Regions from separate parts of the Homo sapiens genome. Here region 1 is linked to region 2. A link is an interaction called in ENCODE POLR2A ChIA-PET data of the cell type or tissue named here. Cell type or tissue: Panc1. All regions are shown on one strand. Each heading gives the region's core, and the rest is flanking DNA. Links, peaks and the distances in the headings are about the cores only.

Region 1 (9,792 bases), core at 2,480-6,479, 180 kb after region 2:
CATGCTGACTTGCTAGAGTGTGGCAGCCCACCAAGACCTTTAAAGTGGCAGGGATGGAGATACGAAAAATGGACGTAAAGATCAGGGAAAAGAGGCAGAAAAAAAGAAGAGCAGCCCGTCATGAAGTTCGATCATTATCCAAAGATTGAGGGATACTGCAAGGTCTTAAGCAAGCGAACTCTATGCTTTTGGACTTACCTCATAAAGAACTTTCTCCCATAAGAACCGAAGATGCGCTAGGCCAGAGGTGACAACTGATGGTCCACAGATGTTTTATTTGGCCTAGTTTTTTTTAAGTTGCCAACACAAACAAATGGAGCAGCCAGAACTCAAATGAAAAACTATTTGGCAGTAGATTCCACTACTCATCAGCATGGGGGTTTTGACCTGCTCCGTTTCTGACCTGACCCCTTCATAGGCAAACCTGTGGGTCTTTTGCTCCGTGGAAAGTCACCATAATGATGCTAACGACCTGATCAGCATAACACACTATAGCCCAGAACTGGATTCAAGCAATCCTCCTGCCTCAGGTTCCCAAGTGGTTGGAACTACAGGCATGTGCCACCATGTCCAATTGGCAGTATGTTTTAAACCTAAACAGACACTTTCAGGACTCAGTCATTCCACTCCTAGAAAGGTACACAACAAAAATGCTTATATATTTTCACCAGAAGACATGAAATAGAATATTTGTAGCCGAAAAATTTGTTATAAGCCCAAACAGAGAGCAACCTAAACGCCAGTCAACAGAAGAATAGATGAATAAATGGAAGACCGTCAGCAATGAAAATAACCCATATGCAACTACATACAACAATGTGGGTTAATTTTACTAGCATAATGTTGAGAGAAAGATACCAGATCCAAAAGTGTGTATACTGTGTGATTGTATTCATGTAACGTACAAAAGCAGGCAAAACTAATCCAGTCTGTTAGAAGTCAGGTTAGTGCTTCCTGGTTGGGGTTGAGGTGGGGAGCTAGCGACTGGAGGAGAGAGCAATGGAAAAATTTGAGGGGCTGGCTATTCATGCTCGATTTCTTGATCTGGATGTTGGTTGCACTGTGTTCACTTCATGAATACTAATTGAGCTTTTCACCTATGTATACATTTCTGGATATATATAAGTTTTTTTTTGTTTTGTTTTGTTTTTTTGAGACGGAGTTTCGCTCTGTCACCCAGGCTGGAGTGCAGTGGTGCAGTCTCAGCTCACTGCAAGCTCCGCCTCCTGGGTTCACACCATTGTCCTGCCTCAGCCTCCCAAGTAGCTGGGACTACAGGCGCCCGCCACCATGCCCAGCTAATTTTTTGTATTTTTAGTCGAAACAGGGTTTCACCGTGTTAGCCAGGATGGTCTCGATCTGCTGACCTCGTGATCTGCCCGCCTCAGCCTCCAAAAGTGCTGGGATTACAGGCGTGAGCCATCGCTCCTGTCCTATAGTGAAGTATTTTTTCAACATGTCAGAGTCAGAAATTTTCACTTACAAATTTAGCTCTTCCACTTCTCTTGGCGTCCTTTGGGCGTGCGTTCCACAGACTGCACTTGACCTTGTATCTTGTAAGGAGGTGTTCTTTCTCCAGCTGCCAAGGTTCCAGACCTGCTGATTTCACTCCTTTGTATTTCCTACTGGGCTTCTGGAGGAATTTTAGTTTGTGATGCCCGCATATATGTGTAGGTTATATATAGATATCACCTTTTACATTTTCATTTAGTTTTGGACGATGTGTTTCTGTGATTCAAATTCCAAAGATTCCATTCTGGGCAACAACACAAGACCCCGTCTCTACAAAATTAAAAAAAAAAAAATTAGCTGGGTGTGTGGCACACACGTGCATTTCCAGTTACTCAAAACGCTGTGGTGGAAGGATCACTTGAGCCCAGGAGGTCGAGGCTGCAGTGAGCTATGATTGTGCAGTCCACTGCACTCAAGCCTGGGTGGCAGAGTGAAATCCTGTCTTAAAGGAAAAAAAAATTCCAAAGGAACAAAAAAATTTCCAGAGAAGTCTGCCTTCTGCTTCTGTTCCCCCTGGCTATCTACTTCTAAGAAGAAACCAATGTTGCTGCTTCTTAGGTATCCCTCTTGAGATATTTTGTGGAAGCAAATTAATATATGTTCTTTTCTTCCTCCTTTATTTTTACACTGTTTGGTACCCATGCATTTTCACTTAACAATAGAGATTGTTTTTTATCAGTTCTTTACAAATTATTCTTTTTTTGTATTACTGCATTGTATTCCACCATATAGATGGAACAAACATTGTTAAAAATTGTGACAAAGTACATATAACATTTATCACCTCAAACATTTTCAGTGAAAAGAAGAATGAAAATGAGTGAGGAAAGTTTATGAAACTTATGGGACAACTCAATGCAGCCAATATGTGCGTTATGGGAATCCAAGAAGGAGCACAGAAAGAGAAAGGGATGGAAAACTTACACTTGAGGAAATAATGACAGAAAAATTCCCAAATCTGGAGAGGAAAACAAACATCCATCCCCATGAAGCCTATAATACTGAAAATACTTGAGCATAATGAGGTTCTTGAGACACATAATCAACTTGTCAAAAGTCAAACACAAAGGATCTTGGACTGAGCACAGTGGCTTGTGCCTGTAATCCCAGCACTTTTGGAGGCTGAGGTGGATGGATCATTTGAAGCCAGGAGTTCAAGACTAGCCTGGACAAAATGGTGAAACCCTGTCTCTACTAAAAATACAAAAATTAGCTGGGTGTGGTGGTGCATGCCTGTAATCCCAGCTACTCAGGAGGCTGAGGCACAAGAATCGCTTGAACCTAGGAGGCGAAGGTTGCAGTGAGCTGAGATTGTGCCACTGCACTCCAGCCTGGGCAACAGAATGAGACTCTGTCTCAAAAAAAAAAATAAAAAAATCTTGAAAGCAACGTAAGAAAAGTGACTCATCACATACAAGAAAGCCACTGTAAACTATAAGCAAATTTTTCAGCAGAAATCTTGCAGGCCAGGAGAAAGTGGGATTCAAAGTGCTGAAAGAACTAAGTACTCTTAGTGCCAGGAAAGAATACTATACTTGGCAAAGCTGTCAGAAATCAAGCAGAGATAGACTTCCCAGACAAACAAAAGCTGAAGGAGTTCATCACCACTAGACCTGCTTTAGAAGAAATGCTAAACAGAGTTGTTCAAGTTCAAATGAAAGGATGCTAATTAGCAACATGAAAACATATGAAGGTATAAAACTCACGGGTAAAGGTAAGTATAATCAAATTCAGAATATTCATACTGTAATGGTGGCATATAAATTTTAATTCTAGTATAAAAAAAGACAAAAGTATTATTATATAACTATAAAAATTGTTAGTGATTACACAGTATAAAAGATATACATTGTGATATCAATAAAATAAATGTGGGAGGGAAGAAGTAAAAGTGTAGAGCTTTTTTTTTTTTTTTTTTTTTGAGACGGAGTCTCACTCTGTCTCCCAGACTGAAGTGCAGTGGCGTGATCTTGGCTCACCGCAAGCTCTGCCTCCCAGGTGCACACCATTCTCCTGCCTCAGCCTCCTGAGTACCTGGGACTACCGGCACCCACCACCACGCCTGGCTAATTTTTTTTGTATTTTTTTAGTAGAGACGGGGTTTCACCATGTTAGCCAGCATGGTGTCGATCTCCTGACCTCGTGATCCACCCGCCTTGGCCTCCCAAAGTGCTGGGATTACAGGCATGAGCACTGCGCCCAGCCAGAACTTTTATATGCAATTGAAAATATCAGCTTTGACTGTTATAAGTGTAAGATGTTTTATGTAAGCCTCATGGTAATCACAAAGCAAAAACTGGTAGTAGATACACAAAAGACAAAGATAAAATAATCAAAGCATGCCACCACAAAAATCATGACATTAAAAGGAAGTAGTAAGAGAAGAAAGAAACAAAGGTGGCCAGGCGTGGTGGCTCACGCCTGTAATCCCAGCACTTTGGGAGGCTGAGGCTGACAGATGACTGGAGGTCAGGAGTTCAAGACCAGCCTGGCCAATACAGTGAAACACCGTTTCTACTAAAAATACAAAAATTAGCCAGGCATGGTGGCACATGCCTATGATCCCAGCTACTCAGGAGGCTGAGGCAGGAGAATCACTTTAACCTAGGAGGCAGAGTTTGCAGTGAGCCGAGATCGTGCCACTACCCTCCAGCCTGGGTGACAGACTGAGACTGCATCTCAAAAGAAGGAAAAAAAAAAACAAAGGAACTACCAAACAGAAAACAATGAACAAGATGGTAGTGGTAAATCCTCCTATATCACTAATTACCTTAAATGAAAATTGATTCATTTCTCCAATCAAAAGACATAGAGTGAGCCAGGCATAGTGGTGTGTGCCTGTAATCTCAGCTGTCAGCTGCTTAGAAGGCTGAGGCAGGAGAATCCCTTGAGGCCAGGAGTTTGGGGCTGTAGTATGCTGTAAGTGTTCCTGAGAATAGCCACTACACTTTAGCCTGGGCAACATAGTGAGACTTAATCTCCAAAAAACAAAGACATAGAATGACTGAATGAATAAAAATTTAAAGATAGACATAGGCTGAAAGTGAAGGGATAGAAAAAGATACTCCATGCAAATGGTAATCAAAAGAGAGCAGGAGTGGTTATACCATCAAAAAAATATACTTTAAGTCAAGATGTCACAAGAGACAAAAAAGATCATTGTGTGATGAAGGGTCAAATGATCAAGAGAATATAAGAATTGTAAATATGTATGCACCCTACATTAGAACACCTAAATGTATAAAACAAATATTAATGGAATTGAAGGATGAAATAGACAACAATACAATAATAGTGGGAAATTTGAATACTTCACTTTCAACAATGGATAGATAATCTAGACAAAAAAGAGAAACAGTGGACTTGAACAACCACTATAACCAATAGAGCGGACATACACAGAACATTCCATCTAACAGCAGCAGAACACACATCTTCTCAAATGCACATGTAACATTTCCTAGGATAGATCATATATTGGGCAGCGAAACAAAACTTTCCTTTTATAAAGTTTAAACAAATTTAAGAAAATTGAAATTATTATTATTATTTTTTGAGACGGAGTCTCGCTCTGCTGCCCATGCTGGAGTGCAGTGGCACAATCTCGGCTCACTGCAATCTCTGCCTCCCGAGTTCAAGTGATTCTCCTGTCTCAGCCTTCCAGGGAGGCTGGGATTACAGGCATGTACCACCATGCCTGGCTAATTTTTGTATTTTTTAGTAGAGACAGGATTTCACCATGTTGTCCAGGCTGGTCTCCATCTCCTGACCTCAAGTGATCTGCCCGCTTTGGCCTCTGAAAGTGCTGAGATTACAGGCATAAGCCACCACACACAGCCCTGAAGATTGAAATTATATCAAATATCTTTTTTCTCACCACAATACTATGAAACTGGAAATCAATAATAGGAGGAAAATTGAAAAACTCACAAATATGTGGAAGTTAAATAGCACACTCCTAAACAACCAATAGATCAAAGAAGAAATCAAATAAGAAAAAAAATCTTGAGACAAATTAAAATGGAAACACAACATACCAAAACTTACGGGATGCAGTAAAAGCTGTTCAAAGAGGGACATTTATTGCACTAAACGCCTACATTAAGAAAAAAAGAGGTCAGGCACGGTGGCTCACGCCTGTAATCCCAGCACTTTGGGAGGCCCAGGCAGGCAGATCACGAGGTCAGGAGATTGAGACCATCCTGGCTAACACAGTGAAACCCCGTCTCTACTAAAAAAAAAAAAAAAATTAGCCAGGCATGGTGGTGGGCGCCTGTAAGTCCCAGCTACTCGGTAGGCTGAGGCAGGAGAATGGCGTGAACCCGGGAGGCAGAGCTTGCAGTGAGCCGAGATTGCACCACTGAACTCCAGCCTGGGTGATAGAGCGAGACTTCATCTCAAAAAAAAAGAAAAAAAAGAGATCTCAAACATCTTAATATTCACCTCAAGGAACTAAAAAAGGAAAAACAAAAACTAAGGTTAGCAGAATGAAGGAAATAATAAAGATGAGAGCTGAAATAAATGAAATAGAGAATAGAAAAACAATACAGAAGATCAATGATATGGCCAGGCGCAGTGGCTCACTCCTGTAATCCCAGCACTCTGGGAGGCCGAGGCGGGTGGATGACGATATCAGGAGATTGAGACCATCCTGGCCAACATGGTGAAACGCCGTCTTTACTAAAAATACAAGAATTAGCTGGGCATGGTGGCGCGCAGCTATAGTCCCAGCTACTCGGGAGGCTGAGGCAGGAGAATCGCTTGAACCTGGGAGGCAGAGGTTGCAGTGAGCTGAGATCGTGCCACTGCACTCCAGCCTGGAGGACAGAGTGAGACTCCGTCTAAAGAAAAAACAAAATCAATGATAGTAATAGTTGGATTTTTAAAAAGATAAACAAGATTGGCAAACCTTTAGCTAGCCTAAGGATAAAAGAACACGCAAATAGATAAAATTATAAAAGAAAGAAGAGACATTACAGCAGATACCACAGAAATACAAAGGCTCATAAGATACTACTATTAATAATTACATGCCAACAATTTGCATAACCTAGAAGAAATGAATAGATTCCTAGAAACGTACATCCTACCAAGACTGAACCATGAAGAAAGAAAAAATTTAAACGGATCAATATGGGTAAGGAGATTGAATCAGTAATCAAAATCTCCCAATGAAGAAAAGCCCATGATCAGATTGCTTCACTGGTCAATTTTACCAGACATTTAATGAAGAATTAATGCCAATCCTTCTCAAAGTCTTCCAAAAAACTGAAAAAAAAGGAGCGTTTCTAAACTCATTTTATGAGCCCATCATTGCCTTAATACCAAAGCCAGCCGTGGACACTGTAAGAAAAGAACATTACAGGCCAATATCCCTGATAAACATAAATGCAAATAGAATCTAAGCTGGTGGAAAAGTAATTGCGGTTTCAGACCATGAATTTTAAATAATTATAACTAGGCTCAAACACATCTTTGTTAATCAAAATAGGAACCATTACAATCAACACATTTTTGCCAATGAGAAACAAGTTTGTCATTCCTTTGGTGTAAAAAATCCATGCTTTGGGATTCGGTGAACTCTTGGAAAGCATTTTCTGCATTTTGCTGGTTGTGGAAGTGTTTTTCATGCAAAAAGTTGTCGAGATGCTTGAAGGAGTGGTAGTCTATTGGCGGGAGGTCAGGTGAATATGGCGGATGAGGCAAAACTCTGTAGCCTAATTCATTCAACTTTTGAAGAGTTGGTTGTGCCACGTGCGGTAGGGAGTTGTATTAGTCCATTTTCACGCTGCTGATAAAGACATACCTGAGACTGGGTAGAAAAACAGGTTTAATTGGACTTACAGTTCTATGTGGCTGGGGAGGCCTCAGAATCATGGCGGGAGGCAAAAGGCACTTCTTTTTTTTGTTTGTTTTTGTTTGAGACAGAGTATCTCTCTGTTGCCCAGGCTAGAATGCAGTGGTGTGACCCCGGCTTACTGCAATCTCTGCCTCCCGGGTTCTAAGCGATTCTCCTGCCTCAGCCTCTGGAGTAGCTGGGATTACAGGCACCTGCTACCATGCCCGGCTAATTTTGTCTTTTTTTTATTTTTATTTTTATTTTTTTTTTTAGTAGAAACAGGGTTTCGCCATGTTGGCCAGGCTGGTCTTGAGCTCATGACCTCAAGTGATCTGCCCTGCTTGGCCTCCCAAAGTGCTGGGATTACAGGCATGAGCCACTGTGCCTGGCCAGCACATTTTTAATCTAATTAGGAAACAACTAAATTCCACCTCAACTTTAGATTGGACTTGGGCAGAAGACAGCTGTAATCCCAGCACTTTGGGAGGCTGAGGCTGACAGATGACTTGAGGTCAGGAGTTTCAGACCAGCCTGGCCAACACAGTGAAACACCATCTCTACTAAAAACACAAAAATTAGCCAGGCATGCTTGTGCATGCCTGTGATTCCAGCTACTTGGGAGGCTGAGGCATACAGGTATCAGGTGAAGCACCTCTATGTTTTGAAAGGCACAATAATAGTCACCACCAGACTAGAACCTGTGATATGGGATTTTTGCCACCTCAACAATGTAGTGAGACCCTTTTATTAGCAGACCAGATGTGGATGGTATGGCAACATAATTTGCCAAAAATGGATGCCTACCCTTCTCCTTGGGGATGGTTATGGGCTTGCAGAACTCATGGCTGGCCGTACTTACCTTCTAACTGGACCGGAAGGTGTATGTGTGGTCACCGTTATCTCCCGGGATGTATCCTCACCAAATTGGACTCTCTCCCATCTAACTGGGAAATTGTAAAGGCTCGCCATAGGCGACAAAAACAAGCATCTTGGTGGTTCTACCCCATGGCTATGTTTTCCTCACAGGCAGCTACCAAATTACAAGCTGAAGCCTTAGCCGAGCACACGGTTGCAGCTTTCAGTAATACATGCCATGCTGCCATGCCCTTACCATCCTGAGGAAACTTCTCAGATTAGGCAGGTACCCTTACAAAACCGTATGGCTTTGGACATTTTAACAGCCGCCCCAGGAGGAACTTGTGTTTTGATCAAAACTAAATGTTGTGTGTATGTTCCAGACTATTCACATAACGTTACTCAGGCTATGAAAGCTTTAGACACTCATATCTCTGCCATTGATGCGCTATCAGTCGACCCTATATCGGCTTAGTTCCAACAACTGCCCAGTTCTTAGAAGGCCTTTCTGTTTAGTTTACTTGGAATTATTTTACTTATTTTGCTTTGCTATTGTGGAATATATTGCGGTTATATTCTTCGTGTAGGAATGCAAGACAAGCTTACTTAAATTGGACCCTTATTAAGCTTCCAGATATGACCTTTTGTTGGAACTCAGAGTTATGAACACCCCTCATCATACTGATGCTTTCTGACTGAGCTCCTCTCTACCCTGAATGCAAGAGACCCAATAATTAGGCAGGAATATCGTCACCCCTATTCAGCCTGAAGGAGTTACAGAAGACAGATCTTTGTCCCTCTGCAAACTTTAGGGTTAAGGGTCCTCTTGTAAAGGGAGGGGAGAAATATGTCAGAGGCGTTTGAACCAGAGCGACTCCATCTTGAGGGCTGTGTAAAATGAGGCTGGGACATGCTGAGCTGCATTCCCAGAAAGTCAGGTATTTCTAGCCTCTAGATGTTTACGGTTAAAGGAACAGATTGATAATGTTTACTAAAGTGACCCAGACTTAGGAATGTCCTGATATCCCAATATCTTGAGAACAGAAGCGTTCCTAATTTTGCTTTAAAGATAATAATATCAATTCTTGCAAAATGTAGTAATTAGGAAAATTAATCATTTATCACAAATCCTTGTAGCAGAGCACATCTCCCCATGATCTTTTTTTAATCCTATCTATAAATAAGTATTGTACCTAGGATGGACACATTCCTCCTCTGGTAACTTCCTTCTTTCCTTTCTTTTTTTTGAGACAGGGTCTCTCTCTGTTGTCCAGGCTGGAGTGCAGTGACGTGATCATGGCTTACTGTAGCCTCCAACCTCCTGGGCTCAAATAATTCTCTCCTTTCAGCCTCCTGAGGAGCTGGACTATAGGTGCATATCCCTATGTCTGGCTAATTTTTAAATTTTTTTGTGGAAACAGGGCCTCACTATGTCGCCCAGCCTAGTCTCAAACTCCTGGGCTCAAGCCATCGTCCTGCCTCAGCCTCTCACGGACAAATGATTTTCCATTTTTAATAGAGGGATTCTCGCTCTGTCGCCCAGACTGGAGTGCATTGGCGCTATCTCTGCTCACTGCAACCTCTGC
Region 2 (5,368 bases), core at 196-4,195:
GAGTTAGAACACAGTATCTCCTTACCATACTTCTAATCATTACCAAAAACAGTAAATGAACTGGAACTAGAAAATATAAATGGGTAAGTACTCTAAATCTATAGTATGTAAATGATTCAATAACTAAAAAGGTGAAAAAGAAAGCAGAAGAGATAAGAAGCATTTAACTCCACCATTTTAAAATTTATTTTCATGAATGCAGTTCAGTTTGTGGTCCTGTGAAGTTGTGTGGCTACTCCGGGTTCATGATTCCATTCACACTCCTAATGATAACACATGACTGTAAGAGAACTGCTGACACGCGCAGAGCCAGCCTTGAAAGAGAGCCCTGGGAAAGTCTGGGTGAAGAGGCTATCTGTCAGATATTACTAAAAAGTGAGGACATACACATTTCTGTTTCATTTTTAGTAAATATATAATTTTGTTACTTTGTCATCAATTTTTACCCACAAGATAAAAAAAACTGCAGGACTCCTAAAATATCCAGAAACTTTCCACATATTAAGAATCACCAACAGGTCAATGAATAGTTACACCTAATTAACTACACTTTGCCACATGAATACCATCTGCTGATATCTGTAGCTTTGAAAAATTTAACTAAAGTTGGGCACAGTGGCTCACACCTGTAATCCCAGCATTTTGGGAGGCCGAGGCGGGGGAAATGCTTGAGCCCAGGAGGTCGAGGATGCAGTGAACCATGATAGCACACTGCACTTCAGCCTGGGCAACAGAGCAAGACCCAGCCTCAAAAAATAAATAAATAAATAAATAAGATAAAAATTTAACTATAGTACCTTAAAATATTCAAATACAACAATACTCCCACCTAGTGGATAAAAGGAAAATGCTTGGCTTATTTTGGTTGTGAATAATACCACCATAAATAAGGAATTAAAACTACAATTAATTTTTTACAATTTTATTCCGTTTCATCATTCTCAAAATATATCCCCCAAAAGTAATCTACAAAAGAGTGCAGGCTGCTCCCCTTAAAGGAATGGACAAGTAATATACACTACAAAACAATGTTTAAGATCATGTATAAATGTTACTCTGAATCTCATTTGTTGTCATCAATTTCTTTAGTATCTCAGTGCTTTGGGGAATATTCTGAAAGGAGAGAAAAAAGTGAATACAGTGAGACCCCAGGGATTCAGGCAGAGGCAACACCCCTCCCTCCACGACCAACAATCTCCACACTCGAGACTTAAAAACAGCCATGGGACAGGCGTGGCCTTTACTCTCCTTCTCAACGAAAAGGCAAGTGGGAAAGTCAGTTCAACAGGCCCTTTCCCTGCCACACTCGCCGATGATCTCCTGGCCTCCGATGGTCTCCTGGCCTCTGGAGGAAGTCTATGCTCTAACCCGCCCGACCTTCCCCACAAGATGTCTTCCTCCCCTCTCCACCAACACCACACTCCTCACGGCTCTCCTCACACTTTCCCACTCTGCTCACACTGCTTCCCTCTGCACACTTCTACCCAAGATTCATCCATCTTTCAAATCCAACTAAACTGCCACACAGGAAGAACTCAAAATAATTCCACCTTATTGAAAATACCACTTTTAAAAGGTCAGAAACAACGAACTGACTCAGGCTGATGTAATTGGTCATTAAGAAAACAGCACCCTGCAGAACCACCATCTTACCCTCCTGCTAATCATTATCTCCAAAGCAAAAATGAAAATGCTGAGTTAAATTTCCCCTTGAAAGTATATTCATAAAAGCTGAGTTTCCTTAAGCCCCATATGACAGATGATTTCCAAGTCTCTGAACAAGTCCAAGCGTTTATGACACACCTGTGTGCTACACACAGTCCTACAGCAGTAAACAAAACAGCCCAGCCCCTGCCCATGGGAACTCATCTCTGAGTTAAGTGGGATGAGGCAATTGGCTATTTAAACAAACAAGACGATCAGCATATACTTTGAAAGAGATGCTAAAAATAAATTAACTCCATGTGTCAGAAAGATTACCCTGGATTCTAGCTAATTTGCAAGATAAGCTTGCAGTATACTAAATCAGAGTTTTACAGCTGTACTCTTCAACAAATGGTTATTGATGGCTTTATTCAACATGCCAGGTATGTGGTAAACTTGGGATACCAAAATTAAAAATCGTGGTCCATTACCACAAGGAGCTGACAATCTAGTAACAAACTAATTTATGAGACCTGGGAAATGAGCTACTTCCAACAACTTACCACAAAAGTCTTAAAACTAATGGCCATTCCAGAATAAAACCGGGCTGAGGGACAATGTTGTTACAACCTCTTTCCTTTAAAGAAACCATGCTTAAACCAGAGGCTGTGGACTTCCAAAAAAGTCTCTTAAGAGAAAACAATGGAATCCCTAAACTACCTGAGATTACAGGCAAACATTTTCATGTACGTGTTCCAATTTTTTTAGAAAATGAGACCAAAGGTATAAACCAAGGGTAAGGAAGAGGTTCATTATGTAATTCTCTCATCTTCACATATACAGTTCTCTGTAAAATTGGGTAAATAAATATTATAATAATTTGATCCACACTATACTCAAAAATAACCGTCTCAAAAATTAAATAAAAATTTTTTAAAAAACCTTGCAAAGTAGTTATAGAAGCTTATTGAACAGTAAAACCATCTGTCCACATAGACATTTGGGATTTAATTGCACTGCATTAATCTATCATACAAGAACAAAGCATTCGTCAAGTTACAGACGTATACAGAAGAGATGATGACAATCAAATTCAAACTGCCAGACTAGAAAGCTTCGCTTTGAGAAGAATGGATCTCCAAGCATTGCTTAGGGTTTAAAATGACAGTATACATTTATGTTTGTTACTAAGCTGATTATAACAATGCAGCTATTAATTTAAATGAGTTAAAACCTTACCTTAACCAAACCCTTCAAGCTTCTGGTAGAAAGTATAGGCTTAAAAGCTTCCACTGTGATTAGGTCTAATTTCATCACATCAGTATAACACAAGTACAGAATTGCTGGGATTTTCCATACTTGACAGTAGCTTAGAACTATGAATACACAAGAAAAAAAAACGATGTAAGTTTTCTATTATGTTACTTTTAAATTAAACACCTTTAAATAATAAAGGCTGTTGTTAAAAGTAGTTATCTCAGCTGCCTCTTTCAATCAAGGTATTTACTGCAATTTTGAACCAATTATAATGAAGATTTTCTTTCAAAGTCAATTTATTTTCCTAATAATCTCTTCTTTTGCAAATATTAATTTTATATTTCCTGAAAATACAGCTGAGATGATTTAAGTAGCTGAAAGATTAAAATTCTACTGACTATAATAAAGCATATAAATAACAAATAAGTACAAAATGCATAAAGTGAAATATTTAGCCACTTCTCATTCTAGTAAACATTGAAAGCAAAAAGAAACCCCAACCAAACCCTATTTTAATACAGTTCATATAATAAATAACAATTATGTAATATATTACCCACTGAAAAGTAAATGGCAGTCTCTTTGTCATATGATGGCAGATGTGTGTGATGGTAATAAAAAAATTAAAGCAACTATCAAGATTCAATATTCAAAACTTCTGTTTTGATAATTAAAATGTACTTTATCAACTTTTGATGCACCAATAATTTATATTTAACACTGGCTTGCATTCTGAATAATCAAAGACCAAAAAGAAACACAGCATGTCTGAAGCCCAACAGTTAAGAAACATGAGCTCCTCAAATAACTGTGTCTGGAAAATCTGAAAACTCAAACTAAATATACTGCACTTGTAACTACAGATATTGAGGACTAACAGCAATATATTGGTATCAATCATCATTAATAAACTACCTCAAAAAGACCTCTAATGGTGAAAAGTAGTATCAATAAAGCAATAAGATAGAATGTAAATGTTACAAATTTTAATACCACCTGCTGCAGGAAGGTCGTGTACTATATTCGGTTGTTCTAGCAATGGACAACACGCCGAGTCTTTGAAATTCTGTGTTTTTAGGGCTCTCAGGAAAGGAGAAGGAAGGCTGCCGGTGGATTCTGAGGTTTTATAATCGGTAACATGTCGACATGTGAGAATAGTTATCTGCATGTTCTTCCTTGGACAAGAGCCAAAAACCTAACATAAAATTTATTTCAAATTAAAAAAAACATATAATTTTGTTACAGAATGGAAACATTCCTCTAGGTATTCACCTAACACCACAGACAATAATAGCATGCCTAGCAGGGGTGGGAGTGTGCCTTGGAGAAACAGAACACACCTGCTGTCACAACCTGGGTTTGATCTTGGTTCTGCTTTCTAGGTGGGCAATTTTTCCAAGTCACTCTCCTCATTAGTGAACTAAGGTGATATAGTTTAGATGCCTGTCCCCTCCAAATCTCATGTTAAAATGTGATTCCCAATGTTGGAGGCCGGACTTGGTGGGAGGTGACTGGATATGGGGGTAGATCCCTCATGAATGGCCTAGCACCACCCTGTTGGTGATACGTGACTTCTCACTTCTCGCTCAGTTCATGCTAGAGCTGGTAGTTCAAAAGAGGCTGGCTCCTCCCCTCTCTCATGCTCTCGCCATGTGATCTGCCTGCTCCCCCTTCACCTTCCACCATGATTGGAGGCTCCTGAGGCCTCAGCAGAAGCCAAGCAGATGCCAGCACCATGCTTCCTATACAGCCTGCAGAACTGTCAATCACTTAAACCTCTGTTCTTTATAAATTACCCAGCCTCAGGTATTCTTTATAGCAACACAAGAATAGATGAACACGTAATGCCAGCACTACCTACTTAAGGGGCCTGCGATGTGGAGTAAATGAAGTCAGAGTGCCAGAATAGCGACTACAGGTCTGCCGTCCAGAGAAAAAAAGTCACAGGTACACACCTGACATTCATTCCCTCTCCCACCTACCACTGACACCTTAAAAATAACTCTCATGAAATTCATTTTTGGAATTACTACACTTATAGGTAAGCTTCAATCACTGTGGTTCTAAATGTCCTCTTCTATAAGTAGAAGAGTCTGGATTTGATAGATTTCTAAGAACCCTTTTACCTTTTAATAAGATCTAAAGTGATGTAAACAAAGAAAGATGGGCGGGAGGAATCCAATTGTGTTTTATACTTCTGTGACCTACCATCCTCAATGCTGAGGACCAACTGTGTTTTATACTTCTGTACCTCAGCATTGAGGACGGGAGGACACAGAAGTATAAAACACAACTGGTTGGTCACGTTAAATAAGCAAGTTCTTTTATTCTTTATATTCCAAAAGAAATTCCCACAATATTTTAAAGAAATAAATATCTGACTGCATAAGTTTAAGTTAAAAGACATCGAACCCTTAAAAAATGAAAACTCCTGTAGACTAACCATTCACAGGTTTTCATTTCTCTC

The links. ChIA-PET counts read pairs that join two places held together with the same protein. Peaks named below come from ENCODE experiments on the same cell type or tissue, not always from the same donor. Only the 100,000 strongest peaks of a DNase experiment are listed, where the experiment ranks them.
Region 1: POLR2A ChIA-PET joins it to region 2 with 9 read pairs; 21 of 35 experiments call an interaction of 5 or more read pairs at or near these places.

Annotation. Positions count from the first base shown.
Region 1 is chr21:39,350,539-39,360,330 of GRCh38, forward strand. All of the region lies in intron 1 of LOC105372804 (a long non-coding RNA gene), which reads left to right. Among named protein-coding and RNA genes, the nearest start is that of HMGN1, 6.3 kb to the left of the region's middle. RefSeq lists silencers at 1,106-1,310, 9,509-9,733. In Panc1, for the core only: no CTCF peak of the experiment used is centred there; no DNase peak of the experiment used is centred there.
Region 2 is chr21:39,174,552-39,179,919 of GRCh38, forward strand. It overlaps PSMG1 (proteasome assembly chaperone 1), which reads right to left. Exons shown (of 7, transcript NM_003720.4): 5 at 3,898-4,096; 6 at 2,884-3,020; 7 at 218-1,113. The coding sequence ends at 1,039. Among named protein-coding and RNA genes, the nearest start is that of PSMG1, 6.2 kb to the right of the region's middle. In Panc1, for the core only: a CTCF peak has its summit at 820 (motif pointing left); no DNase peak of the experiment used is centred there; H3K27ac peaks cover 348 bases.